Regions from separate parts of the Homo sapiens genome. Here region 2 is linked to region 1. A link is an interaction called in ENCODE POLR2A ChIA-PET data of the cell type or tissue named here. Cell type or tissue: Caco-2. All regions are shown on one strand. Each heading gives the region's core, and the rest is flanking DNA. Links, peaks and the distances in the headings are about the cores only. Region 1 overlaps POMT2 (protein O-mannosyltransferase 2). Region 2 overlaps NOXRED1 (NADP dependent oxidoreductase domain containing 1).

Region 1 (5,381 bases), core at 187-5,186:
ACAAGCAGGCCAACTTTTGGCAGGAGTCACAAGTCTGGCACGCAGTGGTGGCTTCTGCCTCAGAAACATGTAGTCCCTTACGTTGTGCCTAGCCCATGATGGTAGATGTTTCCACACCGGTTGCATGAATCCAGGTGGCTATGGCAGCAGTCTTGGTGGTGCAGGCTGGATCAGCAGTTTGATTCCAGTCAGTCTTACGAGAGTACCTGCCCTTAGTGTGGGCACCTACGTGAGTGATCCAGTCTGTCCTATTGGCAGGCAGCCATGATGTGTTTCCACACTTCTCAGCTTTCATCTCTCAGTATTTAGTCTTCCAAGTGGCATACCAAATGCTTCAATCCTTACTGCCATCAGCCATCCAGAGTTATCATTGGGGCTAAGTGCCTGCTGCTGCTTGGTGGGCAACATCAGCTTTTAACTCAGCCTAATCATTGGTGAGCCAGGCCTAAGCATTTACAGGAACCCCTGTGAATCAAGGGCCCTACTGAACAGCAGCTCGGCTTCAGGTAGCAGAGAAGGTTGTTTCTCCCAGAGTGGGAGCTGCCACTTCTTCACGTAAAACCAAGATGCCTCTAGGGCCAGGCTAGCTATACTCTTTTTTTTTTTTTTTTTTTTTTTTAGAGATGAGATCTGACTCTGTTGCCCAGTCTGGAGTGGAGTGGTACAATCATAGCTCACTGCATCCTCAAACTCCTGGGCTCCTCCTGTCTCAGCCTCCTGAGTAGCTGGCACTACAGGCACGTGCCACCATGTCCAGCTAATTAAAACAGATTTTTTAAGAGCTGAGTTCTCACTATCCTGCCAAGGCTGGTCTTGAACTCCTGACCTCAAGCCATCCTCCTGCCTCAGCCTCCTGAATAGCTGGGATTACCAGCTGTACTCTTGAATGTACTATTTCCATAGGATCAGTGAGGCTTGTTAAACCCTTCCCTTGTTATCAGTAGATTCCCATTGACCCACCCCAAAGTGGGAATACTAGGCCAGGGAGTCCTGAGGCCTTTATGGGTCTGGCAATCAATTTCAAAGTGTTGAGTAGTTAACTAAGGAGTTAATAGCTGTCCTTTTAAAAAGGGTGTGCTTGGTACCTATGTCCAGCAGGTGGCACTGTGATTCTGGTGCATGGCTCTCAGTACTCCAGCAGCCACAAAGTTGTTTTTTGTTTGTTTGTTTTTGTTTTTTGAGATTCTCGCTCTGTCGCCCAGGCTGGAGTGCAGTGGCGCAATTTCAGCTCACTGCAACCTCTGCCTCCTGGCTTCAAGCAATTCTCTGCCTTAGCCTCCCGAGTAGCTGGGATTACAGGCGCCCCTATCACGCCTGGCTACCTTTTTGTATTTTTAGTAGAGACAGGGTTTCACCATGTTGGCCAGGCTGGTCTCAAACTCCTGACCTCAGGTGATCCGCCCGCCTCGGCCTCCCAAAGGGTTGGGATTACAGGCATGAGCCACTGCACCCAGCCGCCACGAAGTTTTTAAGCCTGTGATTTATTTCCTTTCCCTTCCAGGGATGTAGATTTTTTTCTTCTGGACCACCAGGAGAGGACAGGATCACCTGTCTACACACAGCAGCCCTTGCCCAGGATAATCCTCTTCGACACTTATGGGATCAGTATCAGCTATACATTCAGCACTGGAAGCCACAGGAATAGTACATTGAAGAGGCCCAAAGAGCTCTGCCTGGAATGTCACTTTAACTTCCCTTCCCTACAGGGAGCGTGGCTCAAACATTACCAGTTTAATCTGGACACTTTTTCCCCTCGAACTAATGCGTCTAGAAGGCCTGCATCAGGGGCTATGGTGACAGCCAGCCAGAGATTTTGCCATTTCCCAGTCGGAGAGTGTGGCGGTGCTGGCTGCAGGGAGTGGGGAGAAGCTTTTTCTGCTCCTTTAGCTCTTCACTAGGCTTGCATCACGACCTCCCCAGTGTCGCTCCCTCAGGGTTAGGGGCCCTTTTCCCTTTAGTCCTTGTGCGCACTGCTATGGCTGTCCCTGCAGTCCTGAGTGTCTGCAGTAACCTCTGTGTGTAGTACATCCTTCCCCCCATGAGACATGGTAGGGTGGAGATGTGGGACCTCATATCCAGCAGAGCCCTGAGTTTGCCCCTCTCCTCCCTGGGGCTCTCCAGCATACTAGGATGGGTGTGTATGACCTTCAGTCCCCTTTAGGGACATGGAAACCTCAGCCCAACCTTTAATCATCTCAGTCTTTAATGCAGCTGAGGTTGTGGTAGAGTGGGAGGGATCCTGGGACATAAAGGGAGAGAGTGGCTCCGAGCCACAAAGCAAGTCATATTTATATTTACTTTTGGCTTGAGTACACAGCTCCCCCAAGGATCTTTCAGTGTTTCATTTTACTCAAAGTTCTATCTTATATAGCAGGGTCCTATTGCCGCACCGTTGGAGACTTGTTGATTGAGCAGCCATATCCATATTGCCTTTTGGCAGGGGCTGCTGGGCTTGCTGCCATTGTCATGATCACTCCTCTTCCTCCTTTTGCCCAGAGGACAGGGCAGTAACCAGGGTGACATTCAGTGGCTTGTTTCAATCCTACCTCTTTCCATCAGCCTCTCTAATAGTGGGACAGTGGGGGACTCTCACTACCCCATTGCCTGCCCATGGAGGCCCTCATTCTTTCTCTTACCAAAGACTATGTCTCTCCTCATCCTATGCTTGTCTCCACACTGTCAGGGGCTGTGATTTTATCTTAGCCTACTTATTAGCTAATAAGTTAGCCTGTCACTGTTTTTTGCATGCTGACAGAAGACAAAGTCTTGGGTCAGAGACAGAGGACTTTATTTCTCATGGCACAGCAAGTGGGATGTGCATCAGCATGTTGGCATCAGTTTCCTTTGCCCCTAAGTCCCACGTGGTGCTGAGGGACTGGATGAATGCTTGCACATGCAGTAGCTTGCATCACAGCTGAGTAATATTAAGCTTAGGGAATCTGCTGTTTTATGGCAAGCAATAAACAAGACAGCCCTCTGTCTCAGAGGGAGACACTAACTTCCCTCAAGGTTGTTTACTGCAAACAGCATTCTTGGCATACCTTGCAAGGCCTGGAGGAGCACAAGAGAGCCACGGAGGACTGTCTCTCCTAACACAAGCAATAAAAGCCAGGAGGAAATATGAATGTTACAACTGGTTTTACTTGGGAAACTTTTGAAGTAAAAATCTGGAGCCCAGGCTGGGTGCGGTGGTTCACACCTATAACCCCAGCACTTTGGGGGGCTGAGGCAGGTGGATCACCTGAGGTTTGGAGTTTCGAGACCAGCCTGGCCAACATGGTGAAACCCCATCTCTACTAAAAATACAAAAATTAGCCAGGTGTGGTGGCGGCCGCCTGTAGTCCTAGCTACTTGGAAGGCTGAGGCAGGAGAATCGCTTGAACCCGGGAGGTGAAAAGTGCAGTGAGCCAAGATTGTGTCCATGTACTCCAGCCTGGGCAACAAGAGTGAAACTCTGTCTCAAAAAACAAGCAAAAACAAAACAAAACAAAACAAAACAAAAAAACTGGAATCCTTTTGTTAGTATGTTCCCAAACAGATTTAAAAACTAACCACAAATGTCAGGACAGTTTAAGGAGGGCCCAGCAGGGATGGTACTTTATAATCTACAGAATTCTTTCACATGTGTTATCTGAGTTGAGCCCTAAGGCCTCCCTGGGAGGTGGGCAGGGCAGATAATATTATTGTCTTCATTTTGTAGATGAGATAAGAGGACTAGAGAGAATAAGTGATTTTGGCGGGTTGTGCCATTAATTAGTGGTGGAGCTGGGACTGGATCTCTCTTTCTGCAAATCAGTTTCATTACCCTGCTTTGAAGTTATTTCTGTCTTCGACCTCACCATGCCAATGTCCTCACTGCCTGTCAAGGTGTTTAGCAGATGCTGAAATAGACCTATTCTTTTGCCTATCTTGGACCCACCAAGTAAGATATAAAAAGAACCTTAGATTCTTAGGTAAAGCATGTTTTCCCCTTATGTAGTAGGTCAATAATGACTGCTCATGACCTGGGGATTGATGACTACTAGAAAGTAACCCTTCTTTTGAGCTACAGGGAGAAAATTACAAATAGAAAAGGCCAGGCTCTGCTGGATGACTTGGCTGCGTTCCCAAAGCCCTCATGTATGGTGTAGAAAGGTGTATGTGGTTGTATAAAAGAGGACTTTGCATTGTGTTTGAAAGCCTGTTTATTCAAATCACTTATTTACTTGCAAAATAACTTAAGCAATGAGGATAGGTTTTAGATGTGGTCTTAATTTAGTAAGAAAGCCTTCAACTTTTATATACTAGTTAGTATAAGATCAGCCAGATCACAGTTAGCAGCTTACTTGTCACAGGGTGGCTGAGCAAAATGAGACTCCTGTGACACTCATGGTTTATAGACTCAACTCTGACCAGCAGCCCAACAGCGTCGTAATGGACCTTCTAATAGCAAATGTTGTCTCAGAAGTTAGCAGACTTGGAAGAAACTTTTTTTAATTTAAATTTTTGTTTACACTAGCTACTTGAAGATAGGAAGAAAACTTTTTTTTTTTTTGAGACGGAGTCTCACTCTGTCGCCTAGGCTGGAGTGCAGTGGCGCGATCTCGGCTCACTGCAAGCTCTGCCTCCCGGGTTCACGCCTCAGCCTCCCTAGTAGCTGGGATTACAGGCACGTGCCACCATGCCTGGCTAATTTTTTGTATTTTTAGTAGAGACAGGGTTTTACCATGTTAGCCAGGATGGTCTCCATCTCCTGACTTCGTGATCCGCCTGCCTCGGCCTCCCAAAGTGCTGGGATTACAGGTGTGAGCCACCGTACCCGGCCAGAAGAAAACTCTTACTACAAACCTTTCCATATTATGAGAAAACATCTTGTCCTTTTAAAATAAATAGAAACTCAAGATACAGAGTAAGTATATGTATATTTAACTCAATTGGTAACTGGCTAGTGAATATTTGCTCGCCTTTCTCATCTATCTAAATGAAGACCAGTGGCCAGCTTGATGTCTTTCTTCCTAAAATCACTTGTGTCAAAATATTTTTTTTTTAAATCCAGACTTTTGCATTAATTGTTTGAAATGCATAGCCTTTAATTTTAACCATGCTTTATGAAGGCCATTTGGATTTTATGATAATTTTAAAATTCTTGTTTCTCTTTCTGTGTTTCCTTTAGTTGGGATGAGACTCACTTTGGAAAAATGGGAAGTTACTATATCAACCGTACATTTTTCTTTGATGTGCACCCGCCCCTGGGAAAGGTGAGCAGTGTGGTGAATAGCAGCTCTCTGGTCCCAGAGGATTGTTCCTAAGGGCTGGAGCCACATCTTGATTTTGGATTTGGGGCTTCTAGAAAGAATTTGGGACTTGTAGAAAGAATTTTCTGACATTTCAGACCAGCTACT
Region 2 (5,357 bases), core at 358-5,357, 95 kb before region 1:
GTATGGATGTACCATAATTTATGTAACTATGCCTTATTTAGTTGAACTTCCTTGTACATAATTTTCCAAATAAAGTTATTAGGCCAAAGAATTGGTACAGCTTTATTAAATTTTTTTTTTTTTTTTTTTTTTTTTTAGACTGAGTCTTGCTCTGTCACCTAGGCTGGAGTGCAGATCGTGGAGAGCACGATCTCGGCTCACTGCAACCTCTGCCTCCCGGGTTCAAGCGATTCTCCCGCCTCAGCCTCCTGAGTAGCTGGAATTACAGGCATACGCCACCACACCCAGCTAAATTTTTTTGCATTTTTAGTAGAGACGGGGTTTCACCATGTTAGCCAGGCTGGTCTTGTACTCCTGACCTCAGGTGATCTGCCTGCCTCGGCCTCCCAAAGTGCCGGGATTACAGGCGTGAGCCACTGCACCTGCCCCTAAAATATTATTTCTATACAATAAATGGCACACAGTTAAAAGAGTACAATTTGATGTTTTGACACGTATACAACTGTGAAACCATCACAAGGTAATGAACGTATCCCATCACCCCCAAAAGTTGCCACTTGTCTTTGGTAATCCCTTTCTGTCCACTTCCCTGAAGCTCTCCACCCATGAAACCAACAATCTGATTTCTGTCACCATAGATTAGTGTGCATTTTCTAGAATTTTATCTAAATGGAATCATACAGTTTGTAGTGTTTTTTTAGTCTAACTTCTTTCACACTGCATAATTTGTTTGAAATATATCCAAGTTTTTTTTTTTTTTTTTTTTTTGAGACAGAGTCTCACTCTGTCACCCAGGCTGGAGTACAGTGGTGTGATCTCGGCTCACGGCAACCTCAGCCTCCCGGGTTCAAGCGATTCTCCTGCCCCAGCCTCCCAAGTAGTTGGGATTACATGCGCTCACCACCATGCCCAGCTAATTTTTTGTATTTTTAATAGAGATGGTGTTTCATCATGTTGGCCAGGCTGGTCTCCAACTCCTGACCTCAAGTGATCCTCCCACCTCAGCCTCCCAAAGTGCTGGGATTACAAGCGTGAGCCACCATGCCCAGCTGAAATATATCCACGTTTTTAATGTATCAATATCCTTTTTTATTTCTGAGTAGTATTTCCCTGCATGATTATTCCACAGTTTATTTATTTGGTTGACTTAGGCTGTTTGCAGTTTCTGGCTATTACAAATAAAGCTGCCATGAATACATGTATATAAGTGTTCATGTAGGCAACTACTTTCATTTTTCTTGGGTAAATATGTGGCAGTGAAATGGCTGGGTCATGTGGTAGGTATATCTTTAAAATTTAAAGAAACTTCTAATGTATTTTTTCAAATTGACCTCCCAAAAGGTTTTCAGGTATACTTTTTTACCAACATTGCATAAGAACACCCATTTCACTACACACAGGTCAGTGCTGGGATCATTTTTAACATCACCATTTTAATATACTTTAAATTATTTTCTTGTTTTAATATGTCTTTCATTAATCAATAGAAGAGTTTTATTTTCTTAGGTTTATTACTATGTCATTTTTTCTGAGGTGCTTCTGACCATTTTTTCTGTTGGTGTGCCTGTATTTTTCTTACTTACTTTATTTATGTATTTATTTATGTATATATGTATTTATTTATTTTGAGATGGAGTCTCACTTTGTCACCCAGGCTGGAGTGTAGTGGCATGATCTCGGCTCACTACAACCTCCCTGCCTCCCAAGCTCAAGTGATTCTCATGCCTCAGCCCCTCACATACCTGGGATTACAGGCACACACCACCATGCCCAGCTAATTTTTGTATAATATTTTAGTAGAGACAGGGTTTTGCCATGTTGGCCAGGCTGGTCTCGAACTCCTGGCCTCAAGTGATCCATTTGCCTTAGCCTCCCAAAGTGCTGGGATATAGGTGTGAGCCACAGTGCCCAGGTTTATTTTTCTTATTGATTTGTAATGTTTTTTTCTTTTTTTCTTTTGGTTTATAAATAGAGACAGGGTGTCACTCTAATGCCGAGGCTAGTCTTAAACTGCTAGGCTCAACCAGTCCTCCCACTTCACCCTCTGAAAGTGCAGGTATTGCAGGAGTAAGTCACCACACCTGGCCATTTTTTTTTTCCTATATTCCTAAGGAAACTAAAAAAAAAATCTTACCAACTGGGCATGGTGGCTCATGCCGGTAATCCCAGCACTCTGAGAGACTGAGTCAGCTGCATCACTTGAGGCCAGGAGTTTGAGACCAGCCTGGCCAACATGATGAAACCCCATCTCTGCTAAAAATACAAAACTTAGCCAGGCATGATGGCACATACCTTCGAATCCCAGCTACAGGGGAGGAATGAGAATTGCTCGAACCCAGGAGGCAGAAGTTGCAGTGAGCCAAAATTGTACCACGCACTCCAGCCTGGATGACAGAGCAAGACTCTGTCTCAAAAAAAAAAAAAAAATCTCAAGGTATATATCTTTATCCCATCAATAGGACTAATATATGTGATATTTCAACAAAGTATATATATTCTTTGCAAAGCAATATATTTATTAGAATAAAATTATAGTTGTAAAATATCACTATGTGTTGTGTAAGGAAACAATAATTCAAAATGCTCAACATCAGCTTCTATGCACATGAAAAGAATGAGAACAACACAGGAGAGAATGATAGATAGGCCTGTTTTCTAAACTTTGTCCTGTTGTATTAGTCTGTTTTCACACTGCTATAAAGATACTGTCTGAGACTGGGTAATTTATAAACAAAAGAGGTTTAATTGACTCACAGTTCTGCATGGCTGTGAAGGCCTCAGGAAACTTACAGTCATGGTGGAAGGTGAAGCAGAAGCAGGCACCTTCTTCACAAGGTGGCAGGAGAGAGCACACAGGGGAAAGTGCCATGTTTAAACCATCAGCTCTCATGAGAACTCCCTCGCTATCATGAGAACAGCATGGGGGAAACTGCCCCCATGATCCAATCACCTCACACCAGGTCCCTCCCTCAACACGTGGGGAGTACAATTCGAGATGATATTTGGGTGGGGGCACAGAGCCAAACCAAATCATCTGTCTTTCTTCCAGGTTTATCAGTATCTAGATAACCTTAGCATTACATTTGCCATGTACTCTCAGTGGTTAACATAAGAAGTCACTCTCCAATGTCTGTTATATTCTGTTTTCCAATGACATTTATGACATACCACCAGATGTGAGTGAACACTTTAGGTTTATACTTTTGAAAATCCATATTGCCTCATGCCCATAATCCCAGCACATTTGGGAGGCTATGGCAGGGGGATCACTTGAAGCCAGGAGTTGGAAACCAGCCTGGATAACAGTGAGATCCCATCGCTAGCCAAAAAAAAAAAAAAAAAAAATTAACTACCAGTGAGTGTTTTTATGCAACTACATGAGTTATCAGTCTTTCTTCATTTATAGATATCCTAATAAAATTAATTTGTATATACTTTACAGAAACTGTTAAATCTTTGCAAACCCTTCTCAGCCTCTGATTTATACCTTCCACTCTCCTAGTCTTTTCCACCACCTCAAGCCAGCAGCTCTGTAACTTTGGACAAGTCATATAACTTCTTGAATCCTCAGTCTCATCTGTAAAATGGGACTGCTACTCGTTTCTGCTTCATAAGGTCCTTGTGGGGGTTACACCTTAGAAACTGTAAAGTCCTTTGTACATTATCTGACACATGGTTATCCTGCAGTACATTGGAGTAAAAGACTTCTCTGAGATTTTTTTTCTTCCTAAAAAAAAAGTCTGGGCAGCACATAGGGCTCATGCCTGTAATCCCAGGACTTTGGGAGGCGGAGGTGGGAGGATCACTTGAGTCCTGGGGTTTGAGGCCAACCTAGGCAACATAGTGAGACCTTGTCTCTACACAAAATAAAAAAATTAGCTGGGCATGGTCACACTCACCAGTGGTCCCAGCTACTTGGGAGGCTGAGGCGGGAGGATCCCTTGAGCTCAGGAAGTTGAGGCTATAGTAAGCCATGATCACACCACAGGTGACAAAGCAAGACCCTGTCTTAAAAAAAAATTGGAAAAATTCCAGCACTTGATCTAAAAGTAAGATAAAGGTGAATTATAGGCCAGGCGTGGTGGCTCACGCCTGTAATCCCTGCACTTTGGGCGGACGAGATGGGCGGATCATCTGAGGTTGGGAATTTGAGACCAGCCTGGCCAACATAGTGAAACCCCGTCTCTACTAAAAATACAAAGACTAACTGGGCATGGTGGCGCATGCCTGTAATCTCAGCTACTTGAGCAGCTGAGGCAGGAGAATCGCTTGAACCCGGGAGGCGGAGGTTGCAGTGAGCCGAGATTACGCTAGTGTACTGCAGCCTGGGCGTCAGAGTGAGACTCCGTCTCAAAAAAAAAAAAAAAAAAGATGAATTATAATTTCAAGTACTACTGCTGCTTTAGTAATAGAGTTAGGGCATTGCTGCGTGGCTTTTAGAAGGTCTGTAGGAAGGAATATCTTCTGATTTATGGAGCAATAAGATGGGTTGATTTACTGAGCTAAAATAATGATCACCCTCTCCCCATAGTTGATGTTCAGGTCAAACTCTTTAGTACTGTGCTCTTCCTGTCTTCCTTTATCCCTCCCAGGTGAGCTCCAGAAGCTGGGAATCAAATGCTTTTACCATAACGCTGATCTGGTGAGTTGGGCCGATGTGATATTCCTCTGCTGCTTGCCGTCTCAGCTGCCTAATATCTGCGTAGAAATTTACACCAGCCTTGAGAAGGCCAGCATTGTGTACAGCTTTGTAGCTGCCATCCCACTACCCAGGTATCTTGTTAGGGTGAGAATGGAACTGGCACAACTGCTCTGTCTCCTTATCTCTGACTTCTGCCTCCCACCTCCACTGTAGCCCCTATCTCTTAGAGTTGGTTGTTTCCAGTAATAAGGAGGAAGCAGCTTTATCTGTAGAAGAACATAGTTAGCCAATCTTTCTCGTAACTTCCCTACTTACCCACAAATAGTAACCACAAACCATTTTTGTTGCTGTACAAAGGTTTAAAATTGCAATAGAACATTTATTCCCATTACTTGAACACTGAAGTATTCTCCTTGTGCATCAATGAGAAGAGAAACCATCGGTCAATAACATGAAAAGTTACTGAAAGTATGTGTCAAATATTATTTCTGCACACTTAGTTTCTAGCCCAGTGCCTAGCACATAACATTCAATAAGTAAGGATTTGTTAGGTGGATGAACAGTCCAGTTAATTAGTGCTCTCAGCACAGACCCAGACCCGCATTTATCTCTGAGCTGTGTGGGGGAGTCTGTTGATGGGGTTGGATGTAAACACAGTGGGTTATGTCGTCATTTATTCCAGTCCTGGCATTGCACTCCCTGTCTTGGCTTTACT

What was found. ChIA-PET counts read pairs that join two places held together with the same protein. Peaks named below come from ENCODE experiments on the same cell type or tissue, not always from the same donor. Only the 100,000 strongest peaks of a DNase experiment are listed, where the experiment ranks them.
Region 2: POLR2A ChIA-PET joins it to region 1 with 7 read pairs; 10 of 35 experiments call an interaction of 5 or more read pairs at or near these places.

What each region holds. Positions count from the first base shown.
Region 1 is chr14:77,311,805-77,317,185 of GRCh38, reverse strand. It overlaps POMT2 (protein O-mannosyltransferase 2), which reads left to right. Exons shown (of 21, transcript NM_013382.7): 2 at 5,153-5,237. Among named protein-coding and RNA genes, the nearest start is that of POMT2, 6.4 kb to the left of the region's middle. In Caco-2, for the core only: a CTCF peak has its summit at 1,092 (motif pointing right); DNase peaks (open chromatin) are centred at 1,090 and 3,025.
Region 2 is chr14:77,406,881-77,412,237 of GRCh38, reverse strand. NOXRED1 (NADP dependent oxidoreductase domain containing 1) reads left to right here. Exons shown (of 6, transcript NM_001113475.3): 3 at 4,593-4,773. Among named protein-coding and RNA genes, the nearest start is that of NOXRED1, 14 kb to the left of the region's middle. In Caco-2, for the core only: CTCF peaks have their summits at 2,618 and 2,835 (motif pointing right); a DNase peak (open chromatin) is centred at 2,851.